3 separate regions of the Homo sapiens genome follow, and regions 1 and 3 are each linked to region 2. Evidence: chromatin loops called from intact Hi-C (ENCODE). Cell type or tissue: heart right ventricle. All regions are shown on one strand.

What was found. Peaks named below come from ENCODE experiments on the same cell type or tissue, not always from the same donor. Only the 100,000 strongest peaks of a DNase experiment are listed, where the experiment ranks them.
Region 1: a loop joins it to region 2, with 2.1 times the contacts of the local background. A loop is called at or near these places in 31 of 110 quality-filtered maps.
Region 3: it touches region 2 in a loop (1.9-fold over the local background); 2 of 110 quality-filtered maps call a loop at or near these places.

The regions. Positions count from the first base shown.
Region 1 is chr2:128,302,937-128,310,936 of GRCh38, reverse strand. All of the region lies in intron 1 of HS6ST1 (heparan sulfate 6-O-sulfotransferase 1), which reads left to right. Among named protein-coding and RNA genes, the nearest start is that of HS6ST1, 12 kb to the left of the region's middle. RefSeq lists enhancers at 1-841, 1,308-1,602, 7,586-7,665 and a silencer at 1,308-1,602. In heart right ventricle, CTCF peaks have their summits at 4,380 and 5,560; DNase peaks (open chromatin) are centred at 66, 1,106, 4,543 and 5,676; H3K27ac peaks cover 1,551 bases.
Region 2 is chr2:128,229,118-128,237,117 of GRCh38, reverse strand. No RefSeq gene overlaps it. Among named protein-coding and RNA genes, the nearest start is that of HS6ST1, 86 kb to the left of the region's middle. RefSeq lists enhancers at 1-441, 3,242-3,331 and silencers at 3,372-3,561, 3,882-4,081. In heart right ventricle, CTCF peaks have their summits at 3,213 and 3,420 (motif pointing right); DNase peaks (open chromatin) are centred at 3,457, 3,931 and 4,223; H3K4me3 peaks cover 1,184 bases; H3K27ac peaks cover 1,463 bases.
Region 3 is chr2:128,278,895-128,286,894 of GRCh38, reverse strand. All of the region lies in intron 1 of HS6ST1 (heparan sulfate 6-O-sulfotransferase 1), which reads left to right. Among named protein-coding and RNA genes, the nearest start is that of HS6ST1, 36 kb to the left of the region's middle. RefSeq lists an enhancer at 1,557-2,386. In heart right ventricle, a CTCF peak has its summit at 3,648 (motif pointing left); a DNase peak (open chromatin) is centred at 5,880; H3K27ac peaks cover 2,735 bases.

The sequences.
Region 1 (8,000 bases), 74 kb before region 2:
ACAGCAAGGGGGGGCAGTGGAGATGGGACGGCATGAGTGGAGAGGGGCCCCTGCAAGCAGGCCAGTTGCTTTCTGACTGTGGGACTTGTGGCCTAATCTCTTTGTTCCTTTCCTGAAAGTGCCCCTTTCCTGATAGGGCATTGTCCCAAGTCCCCAGCTTGCAAGGGATGTTGTTTTGGAAAAACATGGCAGGTACACGCCCACACAGGAGTGTTCAAGTGCTGATCCCAGACCACCCAACCCAGGGTGGAGGCTGTTAGAGGACATTTAGGATCCACAGGTGGGCAGAGGGAGGATGTCCAGCCACCAGAGACCACACACATCCTACCCCAGCCGTGGTGAAGATGGGGCTGTTTTCCTTGACCATGGAGCAAAAACCATCCAGGACAGCTCTCCCCCTCCATGCCACCAGTTGCTCCTGAGCCAGCTCTGTGGGTGCTGGGAGCTGCGCTAAGGATTTGCACCTGTCCCCACCAGCTTGTGGCCTTCTGCTGCCGCGGTGCCTCTGCCCTGAACTCCCTCTAGGGCTCAGGACCTTTGGGGCCTCACACCTACCCCACTGTTGGTCCTTGATTCCTTGACTCACACAGCGTGTGGTCTGGGGCTGGGGCTGGGGCCCAGCTCACTGCGGGGGGATGCCTGTGGGGGTGACACGCCGCAAGTTCCACGGGGCCACCTCGGGAGGTCTTGGGTCCTCTCTGTGCAGACCAGGCGCTGAGGCTGCGGTGGAGGGCAGGGAATCCATAGGGATTCAGCTGCCTGCTCAGGCCCTGGGCTGTGTGTTGGGTGGGCTTCTGGAAAGCTCTGCTGGGAGTCCAAGGAAGAGAGGAGTGCCCTGGGCAGCCCCTCCTACCTTGTGGCTGGAGCCGGTGGGTCTCATGGGCCCAGATAGATACCTGTCTGAGCCTCAGTCTTCCCATCTCTAAAAGGGGGGTGGCAGTCTGCCATTTGGTTCTGTAGAGGAACCAGTGACTTATTAACTGTGACCGTGGTGACCGCATGATCCCTCAGCCACGGACTGTGTCCATGTCTTATGGGAGCCATGGCCACTCATAACCCCTTAGCATTCTGCAGCCTAGTGCAGGCCCAGTTCCTCATCTGGAGAGCGAGCCGTCAGCAGCTGTCCGCGTGCCATGGGGAGACTGACCGCGGGGCCAGGGCTTCAGTGAGAGGCAGCTCCCGACAGCCTGCACCTGGCCTGCCTTTGAAGGCCACACGTGACCAGCACAGCTGCCTAGGATTATTTACACAGAGAACGTTAAAAGGCCCAACAGGAGGGCCATCAGAGCAAATCACTAATTGTCTGGAAAGATACAAACTGGAGAGATTGAAACTCTGGAGTTAATTGTTTACGAAGCTTTGAAGGCCACAGAGGTCAGTGGCCGTGGGTGACCGCCCCCGGTGGTCATGGGCAGGGGCAGGGGCCTGTTATCTCCCTGTGACAGGGCCTCCTGCTGGGGCAGGCCTGGTCCTTGTCCAGGATCCCAGCTGTTCCCTAGGAGGGGCTCTCCACTGGTCAGCCCAGGCCGCTGCTCAGAAGCTGTATCAGGTGGACATCTCTGGGGCCAGCCCAGTTTGCATTCTAGCTCTGGCCCCATTCCTGCCTGGAGAAGTTGGGAACATTCAACCTCATTTTCTTTTCCCACCTCACGGAGTGGTAGGAGATGAGAGTTCACTCTGTAAGCTCCACACTATCCTTCACCCTCCACAGCAAACTAGGACAGAAGGTTCTATGGGTAACCCAGCAACAAGGAGGGCAGGTGAGGCTGGCCAAGACCCACCTCGGGGCTGGGAAACCCCGGGACCATACCAGGGGTGTCAGCAGAGCAAAAGAGAGGCCCCAGGCTTGCAGTCAGACCAGCTGGGCCAAATCCTGGCTTTGCATCTCACAGGCTTCTGCAGCTCAGGTTCCCCATCTGTAAAATGGGCATACTCATAGTGCCTGTGCAGGAGGTAGACAGTTGGAATTATACCCACAGTTCCACTGTGGCCTCTGTACTATAAGAGGCTAGAATCTGACCCATCTGTCCTGGAGACAGGGAAGAGACCTCCAGAGCCAGCTAGGAAGTCAGCTCTTGTTCTCACTCCATGAATTAGTTGGTTTGCAGGGAGCTTCCCTCAAAGCAGCTGAAGTCTGTGCAGGTTGGGTCCTGTTATCTGGGACATCACCAAGTGTCATCACTGGCCTTCCAAGGTGATGACCTGGAGCATGCTGTGTTTTGGCTGTGGGGGTCTCCTGCTCACCTTGGGCTATGGCCTTGGGACCACCCAGTGCCTTCCTGACTGTGCCCATTTGACAAAAGGCTGTCTCTACCAGGATCTCCAGAAAGCTCTGGCCCTCTCTGGCCAGCAGCCAGGATGTAGAGACTGTGCACATCTGTCCTGGTGCCCAGGTCGTGAGACCCTGTGGGTGGCAGCCTGACCCCACCCCCAGCCATCTGAGAACCTCGAGACCCAACCAAGAGGAACCCAGGGTCAAGAGGAGGAAGGGGTGGATGCCACGTGATGCTGGCCCTGCACAGAGGCTCGCCTGGCTGAGGGCCCAGGCCTTGTTCCTCGGATGCAGTGGTTCCTCCCTTCCCTAGACCCCACCAGCTGCTATCACCCCCTACATGGTATCTCCAGGGGTGTAACTGGGGAGCCTTGTGGAGTTTCACCTCTGTTCCCACTGCAGGCTTAGCTGGGTGCGGCTCGCAGGTGAAGACCCCATGCACTGTGCTCCACCCCACCCCTGCCTCCCTGCAGCCTCGCTCAGCACCACTGTCCTGCGTTTCACATGTTTCCTGCCCTTGTGTTTATGCTTTCGCTGTAGATGTGTGTATTCCTTAAATGATACACAGTGCTGTTTTGATGTTACTAACTTTCCAGAACCCTTATCAAACTCTGCTTGACCTTCTGCAACTTGCCGTCTTCACTCAGCCTTGTTTTGAGATTTATCCCTGTTGGTCCCTGACATGCGTGTTTAATTCATTGACTGCTGGACTTAACATCAAGGTAGTCCAGACGGATCTCTGCTTGGTTCTAATGCAGCTGCGGGGAGCAATTCACTTTGGCCATCACAGTCCAGGTGCGGCCACGGTGCTCGCTCATGGTCCCTATGTGTCCCTAGGAGTGTGTCAGAGGGAGGTTCTCCTCACCACCATGCTGTGCCCGTGGTTCCCGATTGTTTGGGCGGGCACTCTTGGCTCATTTCTGCCAGGCCAGGAGCCAGGAAATGGGACCTCTGTGCTCTTAGTGCATGTTTCCCCATGGCAGAGAGATAGCATCTTACCATGTGTTTATCGGTCAGTGAGGTCTCTTCCACCGACCTGTTCACGTCTTTGGCCTGTTTTCCCCTACAGGGTTGTTTGTGCTTCGCGTATTGGTTCGTAAGCGTTCTTTATGTGTCCTGGTGCCAGGTTCCATGGGTAGCATGCTCCCCGCTTCTCTCCTCCTGTTCATCATTTCTCCATGTGTGGACTTGGGCCTGTGGCATCCCGGTGCCTGCACCAGGTAGGGCCAGGCTGGCCCAGGTACATCCCATCTTCCAGCTGAGTCACATGCCAAGAAGAGGTATGCCTGCTGACCTCTGAACCCCATGGGACCCTGCTGGTGGTGAGAGCTCAGCTGGGGGCTTGTTAGTGTGAGCAGGTGGACAGATGGCAGCTGACCAGCATCCTCCCTGCAGCGTGCACCCCCCAGGGCCTTCCCTGGAGATCCTCAGCAGTGCCCACGGTGGCACCTGCACAGCCCTGAGCCCAGGAAGGCCAGACAAGCAGACAGTTCCTCACGTGCCAGGGCCCCTCACAGCGATTTTGCCGCATGTGTTGGAGTCCCTTTGAGATTGAGTTGGAAGGAAACCCAACTAAAACCGCCTAAAACCAGAGCCTGGAACCCACGGCTCTGAAGTCACAGGGACCCCCCCACCCCAACTCCCAGTGAAAATCTGGGTGGGCGTTTCCCAGAGGGAAGCCTGCCTGTGTCACCCCCCAAGCCCGGCCAAAGAGCTGAATGTCCACGCCCTGTGCCTCAGCCTCCCCCCATGACAGTGACGACACTGCTGTCTGTGCCTCCAGCCTGGTGCCTGGCCCTGCCCTCACTCCCCAGGCCCCTTGGGCACCGTCTGCTGCGGGCGCACCCAGGGCTGTCCCTGTGGGGCACTGCTGTATGGATAAAGCTTTTCGCACCCCCTCAGAAAGGAGCATGGGGGTGGTAGCCCCCTCATCATCCCAGCCTTGGAATGTGCCCCCACCCCATGTGACCCCAGCCCCATATTTGCAGTACCCCTGCTGCCATGCCCCCACTGGCTTGGGACAGAAGGGCCTACACATCACCATCCACCTGAGAATTAGAAAGCGCCTTCTGCTGCAGGGCTTGCAGGAACAAATGTTTACAGCCCCTAGGCGGCAGGGGGAGCATCTCCCCTCTGAGTTATGAGCTTTAGAGGCTCCTGTGTAAATATTTACCTCTCTAGAGCATTGGTGACCGTGGGAGATCGGGATCTGTAAGCACTGAGGTTTTCTGTTTGCGTCATCGTGGCCAGGGTGGGGTGGGGGTGTCGTCCTGGAGCAGGGAGCCAGGCTGTGGAGCGTGCAGCTGCGTTCTCCCTGGAATCCTGGTCCACATTCCCTGGCAGAGAAATCTTCGCAGCGGCGCGGCCACGTCCTCCAGCCCGACCACAGTTGATGGAGGGAAAGCCAGGGAAGGCACTGTCCTGTGGAGTGACACCAGCGTGCTAGCCCTGCTGAGGAGCGGAGGCACAAAGGAGGGCATTCCTGTCCCGAGGGTGCAGTCTGGGAGCAGGGAGGGGCTGTGACAGTCTCATTCAGGCCTCACTGTCAGGGGCGCTGTTTTGCAGATGAGTAAACTGAGACTCAAAGAGCCTAAATAACTCATCACCTAAGGTCACCGGTGGCAGAGCTGGGATTCACACACAGGCCTGTGCCTGCAGGATTTCCCCCAAACTCCTCCCAGTGACAAGTCGCAGGCAGGTCACTCCCCAGAGTGGGGGAGCCAGGCGTGTGGCTCATGTCCGCCACAGTGCCTGCCTCTGGGAGGGTAACGCAGCTGCTCTGCGAGCAGGTGGGCTCGCCAGGGAGTCCAGGATGGTGCAGGGAACCTGGGCAGGTCCTGAGGGACTGCTGGCCCACCCTCCTCAAGGTCCAGCTGAATGAGTGGCCTGCTGGAAGCAGCTGTCACCAGGTGTGATGCTTCAGCTCCCCTGAGAGGATCAAGGGCAGGCAGAGCAGATGGTCTCCCGGGGGAGTTGAGAGGGTTGTGATGTCACCCGTAAGGAGAGGCTCTGCCCAGGCACTAAGCCGGGGAGAAGGTAGGCCCCAGAGTGAGAGTGGGTTCCAGCTCTGCCTGGAGAACAAGGGCCTCAGCCAGCCGGGCTCCAACCCTTGCCACAGCCTCCTTCCTTCCCGCCCACTGCAGACCCCAGGGCTCCCGGTTGGAGGGGCTCGGCCCCTCCTCTTCTGCCTCTGTTCCCTCCTGGCAGGCAGGAAGGTGAGCAGGTCTGAGCAGTTGGTTTAGCTCACGCAAGTCCAGGCAGGGCCGCTTGTCGGCACACGTCCTGAACCCTGCAAAAGTTCAGGCCTCCCAAGTCATGCTTTAAAACTGTCCAAGCAGGCCCATCGGGAAGCCAGGCCCAGCAAGGAGGGGTTTGTTACTCTGCTTTCCTGGAAGCTGGGCTGGCAACGTTCCCAGCAGAGAACATCATTCTTACAAAGTAGAGGGGTGTCAGGTTTCAGCCAAGTGGGTAAAAGGCAGGTATTGGGATTGGTGTGGCTGTTCCAGGACAGGAGCAAACCCCCATCCTTCAGCAAGTGGGTCAAATGGGGACCCAGGCAGGCAATGGGTCAGGCCAGCAAAGGCTGGAGAATCCAGAATGGAGAGCTTAGGAGGCCCTCATAGCAGGGAGCTGCCTCCTGCATGACACTGACCCTGTGCATTCCACACAGATCACAGGCACTGCCCTGGGCCACCAGGAAGGCCCTGGGGACCATGTTCCATGGGTTGCCACAGAGCCAGGGGATGATGGCCTGCAAGTGTGTGTGGGTGCTCAGTCACCCGCCCTCCCCAGTGCAGCCCAGCCCAGCTGCAGGAGAGGAAGGTAGCCATTCCTGAGTGTCATGAGATGCTGAGTGCTCCAGGGTGGGTCCTCTCACTGACCCAGTGAGGGCTGCCACTGCTGTGCGACACTGCTGTGAGCACTCTGATGGGACACAGTGTCACTGTCCCTGTTCTCTGGTACATGGGTGCCTCCATATCTTCCCAGTGGCAGAGGGTTTTTGGCCAGCATCTGACTACAGCGGCTGTGTGCATTGCTGCAGTGCTGGGCTCTCCCGAGAGGGGACCCACGGGCAGAGGTCACCAGCCAACCCAGGGACCTTTCTGGAGTCCTGTGCAGCTGTCCATTAGCAAGGCAGCCTCCGAGGGATGCCAGGGCCTTACAGTCTGTGACAGGTACTTGTTTCGTCCTCCTGCCCCTTAGCCAAAGACAGCTTAGTGCCCAGGCAGTGGTCCTGGTCCTGAGGGGCTAGAGGCCCTCCTCTCACCAGGCCTGTACCATGCACCATCTCTGTCCCTGGGGAGCACCCACACAGGGAGACCCAGTTTCTAAAGGCTCGGACACACTTCAAGAGGACGAGCATGGCTGGCAGCATCCCCCAGCGTAGGGGTCGGGGAGGGGGAGCTATATTAGGGTTCTCCAGAGGGACAGAACTTATAGGATATATAGAGACAGGTGAAAGAGGATTTATTGGGGGAATAGGCTTATGCAATTAGGGAGACTAAGATGACCCGAGATCTGCCATCTGCAAGCTGGAGAACCAGGGAAGCCAGCGAGCAGGCTTAGTCCAAGGCCAAAGGCCTGAGAACCTGGGGGCTGTGGTGTTAGGTCCCAGAGCCCAAAGGCCCGAGAACCTGGAGTTCTGATGTCCAAGGGCAAGAAGATGAGTGTCCCAGCTCCAGAAGAGAGAGGAGATTCACCCTTCCTCCACCTTCCTGTTCTGTTGAGGCGTGCGGTAGATTGGAAGATCTCTGCTCACGCTGGAGAAGTCAGTCTTCTTTTCTCAATCCACCCATTCAAATGCCAATCACAGACATACCCAGAAACAAAGCTTTACCAGCAATCTTGGTGTCTTTTAACCCAGTGAAGTTGACACCTAAAAGTAGCCACCACAGTGGCCTTTGGGTGAGGACCTGGGCACCCACACTGGGCTGCAGTAGCGTTCTCCCAAGGGAGCCTCAGCCATTTATTTCTAGGCACCTCCCAGATGTCCCCTTTAGCAGGCAGCCTGGATGTCATGAAGCAGAAGGATGTTGGCCAACAGGTGGCAAGTGCCCACTTGACGGGGTTGGCCAGCCAGTGTCCCCCCACCATGTATGGAGGAGCATCTGGGCCCAGACAGGTGCGTGTGCAGGTGGGACTTTAAGCTCAGGGTTTTGCATGATTGGGTGCTAGATCTGGAAACTACGTTTTAGGTACTTCTCTTCGGTTTTGTTCTTACTGTAACAGTAATGCATGCTGATTCTAGAACTTGTTCTCAAGCACAGAGGCACTACATAGAGCTGTCCTCAGCCCTCAGGGTGGCCCCATGGGTGTTGTGCTGTTAGGGTCAGGGTCAGCCTGCTCCCAGCTCCTCTGCATGGCCCCGTGTCCCTGAGCACTTCACATGCCCTCCTGGCCCTGCCTTTACTGTCCTCTGTGATGCTGCAAAGCACCTCTTGGCTGCATGTTTGGTCTGCATCTTGGGGCATCCTTTCAGAGAACGTCGAGAGTGGAGGTGTCCTGGCTGTGTGCCTCGCCCTTGGGCATCAGGGGTGGGGCAGGCCCAGGCCCCAGAAAAGCCTGGCATTTCCTCCTGGGAATGGGCAGCAGGTCGGATGTGTGGGCCTGGCTCCTGGGGTTTAGACTGTGGGGGACCAGAGAAACATGTGGTCAGCACTTTGGAGGAACACACAGGGAGGGGTGAGGACAGGAGGGCGTTGCAGGCAGAAGATGCCGTGAGCAAGGA
Region 2 (8,000 bases):
CTGGGATTGGGTTAAAAAAATATATAGATGAATCAACTATGGCAAAAGTTAGGTGCTGAATCTAGGTTGTGGGTGTATGGATGTTCAACTATTTTCTCAACTTTTCTCCATGTCAGAAAATTGTCAGGATAAGAAGTTGGGAAAAAATGCTGGACCTGCATTTTTACTTAAACACAGCACTGACCAGCAGTGGCAGAACATGAATCACCAGCTTGAATCACAAAACCCACAGCTTCATTTTAATTTATGTATCTACATATTTCTTTGTACAGAGCAGTGCGTAAGAGTCGAGGATCGGCCAACTGTGGCTTGTCCAAGCTGGACAGCCCTGCCACTGTGCTCCATGGCCACAGATGGCCAGCCCTTGACAGAATGGCTGCCTGCTCCTTGGACCCCACACAGCTGGCAAACCAGCCCTCAGCACTAGGGCAGCCTGGCCCCAGGCCCTCTCCCCAGACACCGGCCTCCCTGTTAGGTAGAATTGCTCCACCTCACTCCATCTCCCTGGCTGCGGCTGCCCCGCCCCACTCGCGAGCAGCCACCTCACACTCACCCCCTGAGCTTCTTGGCCATCTGAGCTGAGTTCAGGATGACCACATGGGGCCAACTGTAACAGAGCATTTTGATTTGTGTTTCTTCCTGAGTAAATGAATTAATCAACCAACCCGAGTCTACCCTCAAAGTACATCCAGGAGCCCCTTCTCACCCCATCTTCACCACCCTTGTCCCCCAAGATCACAGCAAGATCACACCCACCCCGGTCTTCTGGCTTCCCTCTTGGCCCCTCTGTGTGACCCCCACACAGCAGCCAGAGTGCCCCTCTTAAAACTGAGCCAGGCCTAGGTGCAGTGGCTCACGCCTGTAATCCCAGCACTTTGGGAGGCTGAGGCGAGTGAATCACCTGAGGTCGGGAGTTCGAGACCAACCTGACCGACATGAAGAAACCCTGTATCTACTAAAAATACAAAATTAGCTGGGCGTGGTGGTGCACGGCTACTCAGGAGGCTAGGGCAGGAGAATCACTTGAACCCAGGAGGCGCAGATTGCACCGAGCCGAGATCGTGCCATTGTACTCCAGCCTAGGAAACAAGAGTGAAACTCTGTCTCAAAAAAAAAAAAAAAAAACTGAGCCAAGCCAGGTTATTTCTTTGCTCAAGCTCCCCAGCGCCTCTCCATGTCTCTCAAAGAAAAAGTCAAAGTCTTAACCATGGCTCCAAGGCTACGTCAGGGGTCAGCAAACTAAAGCCCACAGCCACACGCATTCAATTGCCCTATCTATGGCTACTATCTGTCTACCACGGTTCACCTGCGGCTGCCCAGCACTGCCACGAAGACATCAAGTAGCCCCATGAAGAAGCCAGCAGTTAACACCACACTGCCAGCTGTGTGAGGCTCCACCTTGGAACGGGGGTCCCCAGCACAGGTAAGCCTTTGGATGGCATCTGACTCCAAGTGGAAACTCCAGCTGAACTTTTCCCCAGCGCCTGACCCACAGACTCCATGGCCATCATACATTTATTTTGAAAGAAAAATAATGGTTTTTTTCTCATGCCACTATGTCTTGCCACAGAACTGTGTGTAATCTCCCTCTGTCATAAACATATCTGTATACACATTGAAGTGTGTATATGTGCGCATATATATGTGTGTATGTGTGTAACACCTTATAGAAATAGATAAGCAAGAACTTTGCTTTAATTTACTTTAATTAGTCTTCATTTCTTTCTTTTCTTGGCTGTATACTCCCCTTTCCTCTCCCATCTCTGTCTTACCACCCAGATACCCTGTCAATAACCTAATTTGTATTCCATCTATTCTCCGTATTTTCCTTTATCCTTACATATAATAATCAAGCACACGTGTGCATATTGATGCGTATATACCTCTACACATATGCATACATAGAGGTATTCAGTTAATTCATTGCACAGTGGCATCTTGTTTCACACATTTTTCTGTATCATGATTTTCTCAGTCAATGATGCCTTGTAGAAATCCCTGTGAAATCTACTGCTCACAGCCTCACTGGATCCTTTTTGTGGCTGCACAATATTCCATGCTGTAAGGGACTGCAATTTACTCACCCAGCCCTGGGTGACAAACAGTCACTTTGTTACCAATTTGGGGCCCCATGGTAAAGTCCCTGTACACAGCCTCACTCACTTGTGCTTTATTTCTACGTCTGGTTGCCCAGAGTGGGGCTGCTGGCCCGAAGACAGAGGCATGTTAAATTTCAACAGATGCTGCCCTGCTGCTTTCCACATGGCCTGATGTCTGGCCCTGGGAAGACCTGAGCTTTTTCGTGCTGTGGACACAGGGCCTTCCAGCTGTGCCAGGCTATCACCGGCCTCATGGAGTCCCCACACAATCAACACAGCTCAGTGTGAAGCCTTCAGCAAATCCATGTCCTGTTGTTTCTCCAATTTTTCTCAGGCCCAAGTACACTTCACAGGCTGGTCAACACCACGTGGGTATAGACAAAATGCACACCTGAATTCCTCTTTTTTTTTTTTTTTTTTTTTTTTTAGAGACGGAGTCTCACTCTATTTGCCCAGGCTGGAGGGCAATGGCGCGATCTCAGCTCACTGCCACTTATGCCTCCTGGGTTCCAGCAATTCTCCCACCACAGCCTACCAAGTAGCTGGGATTACAGGCACCTGCCATCATGCCTGGCTAATTTTTGTATTTTTGTAGAGACAGGGTTTCACCATGTTGGCCAGGCTGGTCTTGAACTCCTGACCTCAGGTGATCTGCCCGCATTGGCCTCCCAAAGTGCTGAGATTACAGGGGTGAGTTCACATCCCGCCTGAATTCTTCTTTTGAGTTTTGCTTTCAGAAAAGAAATGCTGCCCATCAGGGTTCAGCAGGGCAAAGGTAGCTTAGACATCCACCCCTTCCAGTTCCTGCCTGACATCAGGCCCCTCTGGTGTCCCGCCTGACCAAAGGGAACTGCCAAAATGCACCTGTGGCCACCCTCCTGAGGAAGATGTTAATGTTTAAATTTGGGAACCTCCAGTTCCCAACTTCAGTTCATGGAGCCCTCCGTGTCTTCGAAAATTTGCAGGGCCTCCTAGGCGCAGGCAACACCTGGCAGGTGCATTTATTAAGTAGTTAGGTCCAAGCCACCCAACAAGCACGTATATGCTAATTACTCAGCTGGCGTTTGAGAAAGTGATACACGTAAGTAGAAAAGAGAATAGTTTTTCTTTAATTCTTAAATACCTGCAATTCCTTTGTAACAGGATGTTGGACACTGCACAGCTTCTCAAACCCACCCACCTGGTGCCTGTGCCACGGTGATTTCCACGTGGTACTGAGCCCACCTTTGCACAGGGAGGAAGGAGGACGAGGAAGGACTGGCTGCAGCGTCGCCGGCCTGGTGACTTCAGGGGAGCCAGCGGTCCCCACCGCGGCCAGCAGAGGGCTCCGCGCTGCCCTCCAAACAGAACCCCTCGCGCAGCCGCGCCACCCCGCCCGACCGGAGGAAACCTGTCCTCTCTCCTCGCCACCCAGTCCCCGGGCCCTGTCACCCGAACCCCGAGGCCGGCAGGAATTTAGAAAGGGGGCTGGAGGCCGGTAGCCGAGGCGGGTTCTGTGCCGAAGAAGGAGCCTGGCTGTGGGGTCGCCCCCGGCGGAGACGCGGGCGCCGAGATCCGAGCCCCAGGGACCCCATGGCACTCCCGAGACCGTCCCCGGAAAGGTCGCGCGGCCGTCGCCGCCGGGAGAGCGAAGGGCAGGGCGGGCAGGGAACCTGGCCCTGTGTGCGAGTGGGGACATCGTCTATTGGTCTTCTTTTTCTGCACCTTTCCCATCTTCTAAACGGGGCGGCCCTCCCGAGAACGGCCTCCTAAGGCAGTGGGGCTTCCAGCGTCCCGCTGTGCTCCCCGGGAGGGTTGGAGGCTGCAGAGGCTGACGCGGGGCAGGGCGGCCCCTCAGGGAACCCAATGCTGGCGAGGAAGCGGGCGCTCGGGCCGCGCCGCCGGGCTCGGCCTTCCTCGTCCCCAAGCTCGCCTGGAAGGGAAGAGCAGGGAGGTAGAGCGCAAGGTGACTCCGCCACAGCCGCCGCCGCGCTCCCGCCTCGGCCCGCGGTGGTCGCGCGGGTGACCGGGCGCAGCCCCTTGGGCCTCCTCTCCCCTGCACAACCAAGCCGGCCCCCCAGCCTCACGCGGGAGGAGAGAGGCGCACTTGTGGGGTGCAAGACTCCCCAGGCAGCAACATGAGAGTGCGCCCCAGAAACTTCCACCAGCACCAGGGAGAGTCCGGACGGCCGCAGCTAGGAGTTCTTAAACGAGGCGAAGAGACCAGAAGCCAAAGGAAAAGACTGATTTTTAGCCGGGCGCGGTGGCCCACGCCTGTAATCCCAGCACTTTGGGAGGCGCTGTGGCAGGAGGATCACTTGTGCCCAGGAGGTCGAGGCTGCAGTGAGCTGTGAGAGCGCCCAGGCTGGTCTCCAACTCCTGGGCTCGAGCACTCCTCCTGCCCCGGTCTCCCAAAGTGCTGAGATTACAACCGTGAGCCACCACACCTAGCCCCAAGTTCTGTTGTTTAAAAAGACACCACAGGGCTGGGTGCGGTGGCACACACCTGTAATCCCAGCACTTTGGGAGGCGGAGGCCGGTGGATCATGAGGTCAGGAGTTCGAGACCAGCCTGGCCAATATGGTGAAAGCCGGTCTCTACTAAAAATACAAGAATTAGCCGGGCATGGTGGTGCGCGCCTGTAGTCCCAGCTACTCGGGAGGCTAAGGCAGAATAGCTTGAACCCGGGAGGCGGAGGTTGCAGTGAGCCGAGATCGCGCCACTGCACTCCAGGCTGGGTGACAAAGTGAGACTCCATCTCAAAAAAAAAGATACCACAGGGCCGGGCGCCGTGGCGAACATCTGTAATCCCAGCACTTTGGGAGGCCGAGGCGGACGGATCACGAGGTCAGGAGGTTCAAGACCAGCCTGGCCAATATGGTGAAATCTGGTCTCTGCTAAAAATACAAGAATTAGCCGGGTTTGGTGGCGCGAGCCTGTAGTCCCAGCTACTCGGGAGGCTGAGGCAGAAGAATAGTTTGAACCTGGGAGGCGGAGGTGGCAGTGAGCCGAGATTGTGCCACTGCACTCCAGCCTGGCAACAGAACAAGACTCTGTTTCAAAAAAAAAAGACACCACAGGCCGATTGTGGTGGCTCACGCCTGTAATCTCAGCATTTTGGGAGGCCGAGGCGGGCAGATTACGAGGTCAGGAGATCGAGATCATCCTGGCCAACAGGGTGAAACCCCGTCTCTACTAAAAATACAAAAATTAGCTGGGTACGGTGGCTGGCGCCTGTAAACCCAGCTATTCGGGAGGCTGAGGCAGGAGAATCACTTGAACCCGGGAGGTGGAGGTTGCAGTGAGCCAAGATCGCGCCACTGCACTCCAGCCTGGGTGACAGAGAGAGGCTCATCTCAAAAAAAAAAAAAAGACAACACAAAGAGAATAAAAAAAAAGCAACAAACTGGAAAAAAGATATTATTGGCAATACATATACCTGAAAAGGAGTCATATCGAGACTATATATTTTTTATGTATTTGTTTTTCGTTTATTAACTAAGAGGAAAAAGGCAAAACTCAAAGAATTAAAACCCAGAACAGATCTTCCTAGAGAGCAACCAGGAGGCCCATTAAATGTGTGAAAAGATGTCCAACTTCATTTATTATCAACGAAATGTAAACTAAAACAAGGACATGCCATTCCACACCCACTAAATCAGCAAAATTTAAAATCTCTTGTCAACATAAAGTGTTGGGGAAGACTTAGAGAAAAAGGAACTTGCATACACAACTGGCGGGAATGTAAACTGTGCACTGACTTTGAAACACAGATTGGCAGGACCCAGTAAATGTGGGCAACCAGTAAAGCTGCTTTCCTAGGGCCCTGCAAGCCCACTCCTCTGAGTGTATACACCCGGGAGACCCTGGCACATGTGGGCCAGGACCCACATAGAAGAATGTGTGCAGGAGCCTTGTCTGTAAAGCAGAAACCTGAAAACAATCCAAGTGGCTATTCACTGGAGGGAGCAGGTAAGAAACTGGTAAGTAGACAGCAAGGAAAAGGAATGAATGCACAGGCATGCGTGACCCTCAAAACTGCCTGCTGCAGAGGACTCCAGTTATATACGATTCAAAAAACAGGTAACAGTAAATAATATTTAGGTTAAACCAATGTTTCTCAACCTTTTTAAAAATCACCTCCCCTGGGCCAAGCGCGGTGGCTCACGCCTGTAATCCCAGCACTTTGGGAGGCCGAGGCGGGTAGATCGCCAAGTCACGAGATCGAGATCATTCTGGCTAACATGGTGAAACCCCGTCTCTACTAAAAATACAAAAAATTACGCTGGGCATGGTGGCTCACTCCTGTAGTCCCAGCACTTTGGGAGGCTGAGGCGGGCAGATTACCTGAGGTCAGGAGTTCGAGACCAGCCTGACCAACATAGAGAAACCCCATCTCTACAAAAAATAAAAAATTAGCCAGGCATGGTGGCGCCTGCCTGTAATCCCAGCTACTCAGGAGTCTGAGGCAGGAGAATTAATTGAACCCAGGAGGCAGAGGTACCACTGCACTCCAGCATGGGCAACAGAGCAAGACTCCGTCTTAAAAAAAAAACAAAATCGGCCAGGTACAGTGGCTCATGCCTGTAATCCCAGCATTTTGGGAGGCCAAGGCAGGGGTGTGGGGGGGATCACGAGGTCAGGAGTTTAAGACCAGCCTGACCAACAGGGTGAAACCCCGTCTCTACTAAAAATACAAAAATTAGCCGGCCACGGTGATGGCACCCACCTGTAATCCCAGCTACTCAGTTGGCTGAGGCAGGAGAATTGCTTGAACCTGGGAGACAGAGGTTGCAGTGAGCCGAGATTGTGCCATTGTACTCCAGCCTGGGCGACAGAGCGAGACTCCATCTCAAAAAAATTTTTAAAAAAGTCAAACAACAGCAGATTTCTTATCTGAAACCATGGAGGCAAGGAGGAAGTGGCAAAACCATTTTCCAGTGCTGAATGAAAAAAACTATCAATGTCAACTCCATGGCGAATAAAAATTTCCATTAGGAATGAGGAGAAATTAAGTCTGTCAGGCAGAGGAGCACAAGCAAATTTGTCACCAGCTGACCTACTCCTAAAGAACGCTTAAAAGCCATTCTCTGGGAATTGGACAGTGGCTCATGCCTGTAATCCCAGCATTTTGGGAGGCTGAGGTGGGCAGATCACGAGGTCAGGAGATCGAGACCATCCTGGCTAACATGGTGAAACCCTGTCTCTACTAAAAATACAAAAACTTAGCCACGCGTGGTGGCATGCACCTGTGATCCTAGCTACTCAGGAGGCCGAGGCAGGAGAATCGCTTGAACCTGGGAGGCAGAGGTTGCAGTGAGCCGAGACCGTGCCACTGCATTCCAGCCTGGGCGACAGAGCGAGGCTCCATTTCAAAACAACAACAACAAAAGTTATTTTCTGAACAAAAAGTAAGTGCAACAAAAGGAATCCTGGAATATCAAAAAGAAAAGAAAGGTGGGGCGCAGTGGCTTACACCTGTAATCCCAGCAATTTCGGAAGTCAAGGCGGGCAGATCGCTTGAGGTCAGGAATTTGAGACCAGACTGGGGAACTTGGCAAAACTCTACCTCTACAAAAAATACAAAAGTTAGCCAGATGTGGTGGCACATGCCTGTAGTCCCAGCTACTCGGGAGGCTGAAGTGGGAGAATTGCTTGAGCCCAACAGGCAGAGGTTACAGTGAACCGAGATTGCACCACTATACTCCAACCTAGGTGACCGAGTGAGACCCTGTCTCAAAAAAAAAAAAAGAAAAAGAAAAGAAAGAACAAAGAAATTGGTTTAAAAAATAGGGTTAAATATAATAACTGTCCTTATAGTTTTTAAAATCATGTTTGATTTTAAAAATGGTCTAATGTGATGCTCAATATATGTACAGGAAACATAGTCATGTGTCACTTAATGACAGGGATACATTCTCA
Region 3 (8,000 bases), 50 kb before region 2:
GCAACCAGGTGGGGCCTTGGTTTCTCTATCTGGGTGGGCACAGCTTTGCAGGAGGCAAGGCGTATCGTGGCCAGCAGCCTGCTCTGTTTTCTGAAACCTTTGCTGACCTTGTTTGTAAAGCCAGCAAAGATTTTCACCCGCTTGCAGACGTTGTTAGGGAAGGGGCTGAGGAGGTATTTCCTAAACCTACGCTAATAAAGCCTCTTGTTTTTTATTTTTTAACAAGTCAGTATTTTGACACAAGGTCAGAAGTTTTCCTTTTTCCCACCATTTAATAGCAGTGTCCTGTCCTTGAAACCATGAACTCATTTCCTCTTCTGACCAACCCGTGCATTTGGATGGCCTGCAAAGCCTGGGCGTGCAGTGCAAGCTCCCAGGGGCCCTGCCCGGCCTCCTGCCTGTCCTCTGCTGCTCTGCAGGTTTGTCTGGAATTCATTCCCCAGCCCCCTTGCCAGGCCTGCTCCTCCTCGTCCTCCAAGCTCCTGACCTGCAGTCTGATGAGGCCCCCTGACCCACCCCTCCCTGGCGCTTGCTTGCCTGGGTCTTTAGTGTCTATGTTCCTGGCCCTGCAGGATGCTGTGAGAGCAGGACCCTGGCTCCAGCCCGCAGACCTCGGCCACGATAGATTCCCCCTGGGAGGGAGGAATAGGAATGGCAGATTGGATGGGACAGGGACTGTGACAAGGTGAGATCACACAGCTCACATCTGCTGCACCTGCTGGGGTCCCCCACGCCAGTCCTGGGCTGGATGAGCCCTCACCCCTGCAGGGTGCTGTAGGCTCTAAGTCTCCCTACATACGCCACACACCAGATCGCCAGTCTGGGAAGTGGCTTTCTGTCTACGAGTTTTATGGAGACAGTCCCTGGGGCTCAGAGGGGCCAGGGTGACTGTCCCCAGGCCACACAGGACAGCTGGCAGAGCAGGAATCCCACCTGTTCATCCATCTGACACTGGGACCTGTGTCCCCTCTGGCTGTCTCATCCAATTCCTCAGCCCCCTTGCCGGACAGAGCTATTTTGGGGCAGACGGCACCTGTCCCACTGCCGGCCTGAGGGTGGGGTGGAGGCCCTCAGCTCCCAGTACCACCCATCAGTGGAGAAAGGCCCTGGCCCATGGGGATGGTTGTCCGAGCCAGCTGGGAGCAGTAACTGGCAGGCAGGGACACCCACCATGGGAAGGGAGACAGTGTATGGACCCCCAGGCAGGAGTCAGCCTGGCAGGGTGGAGGCAGAGACAGGGGTGCCACAGACGGGCCTTTCCTCGAGCCTCACTGGCCCAGGTGCTGGCAGACAGCCCTGCCCATCCCCCAAGGCTTCCCCTGGTCCTAGAACCTTCCCTGCACAGTGCAGCTGAGTCCTCAGGGTAGCAGAGCTGGGCCGTAGCGGCAGGCATCCAGGTGAGCAGCTTGGCTGTGAGGTGGGACAAGGCCTTGGGAGACTGGGTACACAGGCGCCCAGTGCAGGGCAAGGCAGGGCCTCACGTTGTTGGGCCCCAGTGGGGTCTGTGGACCCTGCCACCACGGCAGGCTAGAGAGGGAGCCACCTGCCCTTCCCACGTAGGGAGTGGGGTGCGCCCAGAACCTGGGGGCTGCCTTATTCTCCCCTCCTCCATACCACATCCAAGGGCACAGGACAGAGGAGTCAGACCTCCACCAGACCCCTGGCTGGGAGGCTACAAAGAAGAAGGGTAGAACCCAGAGAGCGTGGAACACTCATTTCCCTTACTGGAAAACAGGCTAGATGGGGACTGCTGCCCCAGGGCTTGGCTGGTGGTCGGCGACCTAGAGCACGCAGTAGGCACTCCATCAGCGTGTGTTCTCTGGCATGCCGCCTGTTTCCTGGAGGCCAGAGGTCGGGTCGCAGCACAGGGTGCTCTGGTGAGGCCCGGGCACCAGGCCTGCCAGTGGGGCCACAGTGATGACATCCTGGAAGCCTCCAAGGAGGAGCACTGGCAGGTCCAGAAAAACTGAGCTCAGCATTTAGGCCCAAACCACCAGGTGGGGGGTGGGGGTCTGCAGCCGTGGGGTCCCTCTCCGTTTCTGGCTCTGGCCCTGGGAAAGTCACAACCTCTCAGGGGCTCAGTCAGCCCCGTTAAGAGGGACGATGGGGCTGGGCACAGTGGCTCACGCCTGTAATCCCAGCACTTTGGGAGGCTGAGGCAGGTGGATCACCTGAAGTCAGGAGTTCAAGACCAGCTTGGCCAACATGGCAAAACCCCATCTCTACTAAAAATACAAAAATTAGCTGGGTATCATGGAGCCTTAGCCTCGGAAGGCTGAAGCAGGAGAATTGCTTGAGCCCAGGAGGCAAAGGTTGCAGTGACCAAGATCACGCCACTGCATTCCAGCCTGGGCGACAAAGCAAGACTCCGTCTCAAAAAAAAAAAAAAAGAGGGACGATGTCACCTCCACAGTATGGTAGGCGTTGCTGTGTGCACAGCACCTGGGACAAAGGGATGAGTAGCTGGGGCACAGGCTGGTGTGTGCCCATGGGTGTAATGTGGGAGGGATGGCAGAGACTTGGGGCCTTGTGTGACTGGGGACAGGTGGCAACAGGTGGGAGGGAGGCAAGAGAAGGCCCCTAGGGTGGGGGGCCGCCTGTGGATGAGGGGACCAGGTGCCTGTGTTGGCAACCTGGGCACGGGCCATCGGAGGGTGGAGCCGAGATGCCTAAGCTGGGTGCCCCTGCCCTGTCTGAGCACCTAGTTGCAGAGTTGGCTGTGGGAGCCTGAGAGCAGGGTCCAGCCAGGAAGCCTACATCCTTGCAGGAAAGCCCCCGGGAACAGGGCCGGCAGGAGGGTGGCTGTGGGGCCCTGGAAGTGGGGTGAGGGTGGGGGGCTGCCCCGTGGGTCTGACTCAGCCCCCCTGCTCCAGCTCCGTCCAGGCCTGTGTCCCTCGGCAGGTGAAAGGGCCACCCAGCCTCCATTTCTTGACCTGGAATGTGGGATTTACAGTTGTGGGGTCCATTTTTGCCATTTTTGTATCCAAATCTCCACAGTCCCAGGAGTCAGTTGCATTTTAACCCAGGCTTGCAGTGGGAGAGATGTTTCGGCAGGAGTGGCGATAGCTCTAGAACTCAGGAAGCCCCCAAGAGCTCCCTGCATCTTCCTCAGGAGGGAGCTGAGGACTTCCTGCCAGCAGGCACCTCACCCACAGGGGTAGACCCACACTCCAGCAGCCTGGCCAAAGCCCACCCCTGCCATCCCTATAATGGGGGAGGGAGGAGCGAGGGGGAGGCCGAGGCTGCAGAAGACATGCTCACGAGGACCAGGACATGGGGCCCAACAACCTCCAGCTGTCACAGAGTTCCAGGTGTAAGTGGCACTGCTGGAGGCCACCACCTCACCTGAGAGACCTGGCCCGGGGTCACCTCCTCCATGGACACCTCCCTGGCTGCTCCAAGTGGAGCAGACCATCTCACAGCATAGCTGCACAGTAACTCCTAAACCACTATGTCCTCTGCCAGGGGGTCACTGGGATTGCTCCCCGTCATTTGGGGTCCCTGCCACCAAGGAAGAACTAGGCCAGTGGGAAGACAGAGATGTGAGCACTGCTGAGCTCTGGGGCTGGAAACCTACCAGGGCCCCTTCTGTCCAGACTGGGAGCTGTTGCAGTGACAGAGGCCTGCAGTGACCCCTGCTGTGAGCGGATTTCTGTGCAGTGCCCCAGAGCCCCTAAGCAGTCACCCTGGGCTCGGGGGACACTGCCCCAGCACTGTGTTGGGGAGCCAGAGAGTCCTGGCCTTTTTCAACTGCAGGAAAGTGGGCTCGCAGGGGTGGCCTGCCCAGGACACACAGCTGTGGGCCTGGAGCCAGGTGCTTGGATCTGATAGGACAGCTGTTTTTATTTGCTGGAGAGGTGACTTTGGAGGAGGAGCTGAGTGAGTCAAAGTGGAGATGACAGCCCCCTGGCAGTGAGGATGGAATCCGTGAGCCCCTCCCCAGGGTGTCTGGTCCCCTGAGGTCCAGAGGCCCCAGATGTGGGGCGGTCAGCACCGCCTGTGTTAGGAGCTGTGGCCTGCAGCACCTGGAGCCCAACATGCCGGGCTGGGCTGTGCGCCCTGGGCACGCTCAGGCTTCCAGGCTGGGCCCTCTGCTCCTCCGCAGTGCCCAGCTCCCCTCCAGGTAGGAGATCCTGGCAGGCACAAGCGTCTTCCCTGGATTCCAGGCCTCCACCGGTTGGTGGGAGCAGGAAGGGGCTGGGGCAGTTGCAGAGGCACAGAGGTGGGGCTCAAGCAGCCTTGTCCCCACCCTGCCACTTCCTGCCTTGCAGGGACACACAGGCCTGCCCCCGACATGCCCTCCTGCCTCGGGGTCTCTGCCCATCTGGCTTCCCAGCAGGGGCTGGCAGTGCCATTAGGACGCTGGCGGAGCTGCCCTCAGCTCCTCAGGCCGCAGCCCAGCTCTGCACCCGCAGCGTTTTCAACCATCTGCCGCGGGCCGGTGGGGGCTGGGTAGGGCTGTGAGGGACCAGACAGACCCTGTCCAGGAGGCCAGAGGAAGGCCCGCCCAGTGACCCACAGTGAGGTACCACCAGGTTGGGCCAGAGTCCAGGGCTTCGGCTCTGTCCCTCTGGTGCTGCTGGACAGCCGCAGTTTCTGTTTACAGTGGTTCAGCCCAGTACTGCCGCGTCTTCACTGCAGGGCTAAAGGTGGTTTTTTCTTTATGCAGACCACTCTGACTCTTCACTGATGCACTGTGCTCTAAGGAAACGGGCTGTGATTTTTGTTCCTAGTCAGAAAACACCACCCTGGCCATGGTTTGGGCAGTAGTCAGCAGGGCGTCCTGAGCAGCATTGCCAGGCCATTGTATCTGCCTAGCCTCTGGGGACTGGCAAGGTCAGCCTGCCCTTCCAGCCTGGAGGCTGTGGCTCAGCAGGTGAATAGTTCTCTTCAGTCAGTCACAGCCTGGGTCCAGGTGGACATGGGCTCCAATCCCAGTGCTGCCCTGACCAGCCATGTGGCCTGGGCTAGTTATTGAACCTCTCTGGGTCTCAGTTTCCTCATCTGCAGAATGAGAATAATTCATGCCTATGGGGTGACTGGGTAAAGCGCCAGGAGTTCAGTAAATTAATAATTCAGTTACTCCTGAGCCCAGGCTGCTGCCAGGCCCTCCTGGCCCCGCCCGGGAGCCCACCCTGTCATCTCATTCAGGTCCCTGGTGTATCTCCCTGAATAGATGGATTAGGTTCAGAGGCCAAAACAGGGCAGCAGTTTATTTTTTATTTCCCTCCCTTTGGAAGGGAGCCCAGCATAAGCAGACCAGGCTGGTGGAACGCCAAGGAAACACCAAGAACCCAGGCTCTTTCTCTTCGCTCTACAAAGTGGGGCTTCTGCCTCATGGTCCAAGGTGACTGCTGGTGCTCCGCGGTCACATCCGCTTTCCGGTCAGCAGCAGGAAAACAGGGCAAAGAAGGCTGTCTCTAAGGACATCCTGATGGCCGGACAGTCACACAGCCACACCTGGCTGCACATCATCTCCTGGGCGTCTTCCTCCTCAGGGACTTTCTGCACTGTTTTCTAAGCCTCTCTCTTGAGGGCCACATGAGCACAGAGCCCTGTACCACCTGGACTGCCTTTCCACCCATCCGTAAGAATTCAGCTCCCCTGGGTGAACCAAGGAGGCACCCCCACCCCCCATGCCACACTTTGCTAGAGGTAGGCAGAGCAGAAGCAGCGTCATGAGGCCAGCAGGCACCAGCTGGCCAGTCCTGTCCAGACCCAGGTGCCTCCGTCTGCCAGAGGGGGCAGGGCAGGGAGATGGGCCTCAGCCCTGCTGCTCCCTTCCTGCCAAGGGGCTGGGCTGAGGCTGGATCTCAGCTGACCCAGCTCCAAGCCCAGCCCATGCTTGAGGGGGTGAGTAGCCTTGGCCTCTCTGGTGTTGCTTCCTCATCTCTCCAGCTGGGACACGCCCAGGCTGTCAGGTCACTGGTGAGGGGCTCCCTGGGGTTGGGTCAGCCTCACCTGTCCATCCGGGTGTCCTGCCAAAGGTCCCATCAGCTGCAGGCTCTGCCTGCCCTGTGTGTGTCCTGAGGCAAGAGGGGGCTCTCTGGAAGGGGTGTGGGCAGCACAGCCTTCCCAGGAAGCACATGGGTGAGGACTGCCCCCTGTGCCCACACAGCACCTGACCACTGATGTCATGGGGCCCCTCTCCAGACCTGGGTATGTTTGGAAGCAGATTGAGTTAATGAAAAAAAAAAAATCTGACTACTCTTCTACAGACGTCACCAAGAAGGGACAGCCTTAGCCCAGCATTTTCTGTGTTGCATTTGTAGAGGGGCTCCCCAGCCTGCTGCCGCCAGCTCAGAACTTGATGATCTGGGTTTTTCTGCAGGCAGAGGGGAGGGGCTGCCTGCCCTTGGGCCAAGCCAGGCCTGGTGCTGCGGCACTGGGTCAGGTGCAGGCACACCAGAGCGGTGGGGAAGCCATTCCCTCTCAGGCAGTGGCTCACATGCCTGTGCCTCCTGGGAGCGGGTCGTCTCCTCTGGGCTGTCTCCCAATCCCCTGCCCTCCTGGACCTGCAGGTGCCCCCTCTCAGAAGGAATGACACCATGGACAGCCAGCCCGGCCTTGTGGCCCTGGAGAGCTGCGCCTGAGGGCTGCTTCCTGCCACAGGAAAGAGGAGGCAGCCACCCGCCCCAAGTGGGGCGCTCAGCGGCTTCCACCCCACAGTGGGACTTGGAGCCAAAATCAGACTTCCACTTTTTCTAACAAACTGGGCAGAAGCCGGACTGCTTGGTGCTGTCAGAGGCATGGGCACCGGGGGCCCCTGGTGGGGTTGGCAGCAGGCAATGCTGATGAGGGTGACGGTGGTGTGTTATGCCGTGAGCTCCCAGCTTTGGCGTCCTCCTGAAGGTTCTCATTTCCTTCCTGTGATGAGGATCCAGGCCTCAGTGAGGCCCGGTCGCTTTCCGGAGAGAGCCATCCTGGTACCCTGTGGTGTCCCATGGGTCTGGGGCAAGGCCAGCAGTCAGGGTAGGCTGGGGAAGCAGGTGCTGTCGCTGAGTGTGGCCGGGTGCTCACGCGGTCCTCAGAGGAATGTTCTCCCAGGTTGCCTCTCTGAATTTCTGGTGCCCTTGGAGTCCAGGTTTTGTTCTGTTGAGAGACAAAGTCTCGCTCTGTTGCCCAGGTTGGAGTGCAGTCGCACAATCACAGCTCACTGCAGCCTTGAACTCCTGATCCTGAGCTCAAGTGATCCTCCCACCTCAGCCTCCAGGTAGCTGGGACTACCTGGAGGTGTGCATCACCGTGCCTGACCTGGAGTAGGGTTTTTAAAACTAATCACTGAGATGCAACCTTCATGGTGTGGCCTCTGTCCTCATGGTGGGACCCCTGGTCCCTGGGAGATCAAAGCACACCATTGGAATAGAGCCCCTCTCAGAGCTTTCCTCACCACGCCATGTCCTTGTCCTTGGGGGCTAGAATGTGACAGGCATGCTTGTTGTTTCGCTGAAGCCGGCCCCCCAAGGACTCTTCCTCTGAGCCACGGAAAACCATTCATTTTCTTTCAGTAACTGAGTCAGAAGTAATGCAACAGTATTTCTTAAAAAAAAAAAAAAAAAAAAAAGGTTCTGTCATTCTGACTCTAAATGACAGCGTCCTCACCCACATTTAGGGAGCTTCCCCTCTGTTGGCACTGGTATAAAAATTGCCATTGTTTCAGGGTCTGAGTTTAGAAACTTGTGGGTTAGACCCTTGTTTCATGGAACCCACCCCCGCACCCCCATCAGCTTCGGGCATGGGAGGGGAGGGGCCTGAGGAACAGGGCTCACCCTGGACAAATGCAGTGCAAGCAGGACTGGTGCGGCCGGCCCCGTCTAATGGCCCCTTTGCAGCCTACACCCTGTCCCATGCAGCGGGGAGGCTTTTGTGATCTTCATTACATTATTTCTTATAAATCATTTCTTCTTGGGTCATATTTCCTATTAGGTTGTTTATGTAATGTTTAATTACAGACAATATAGAAATATATAAAGAAAATGTTATGGTCACATTTGGGCTTA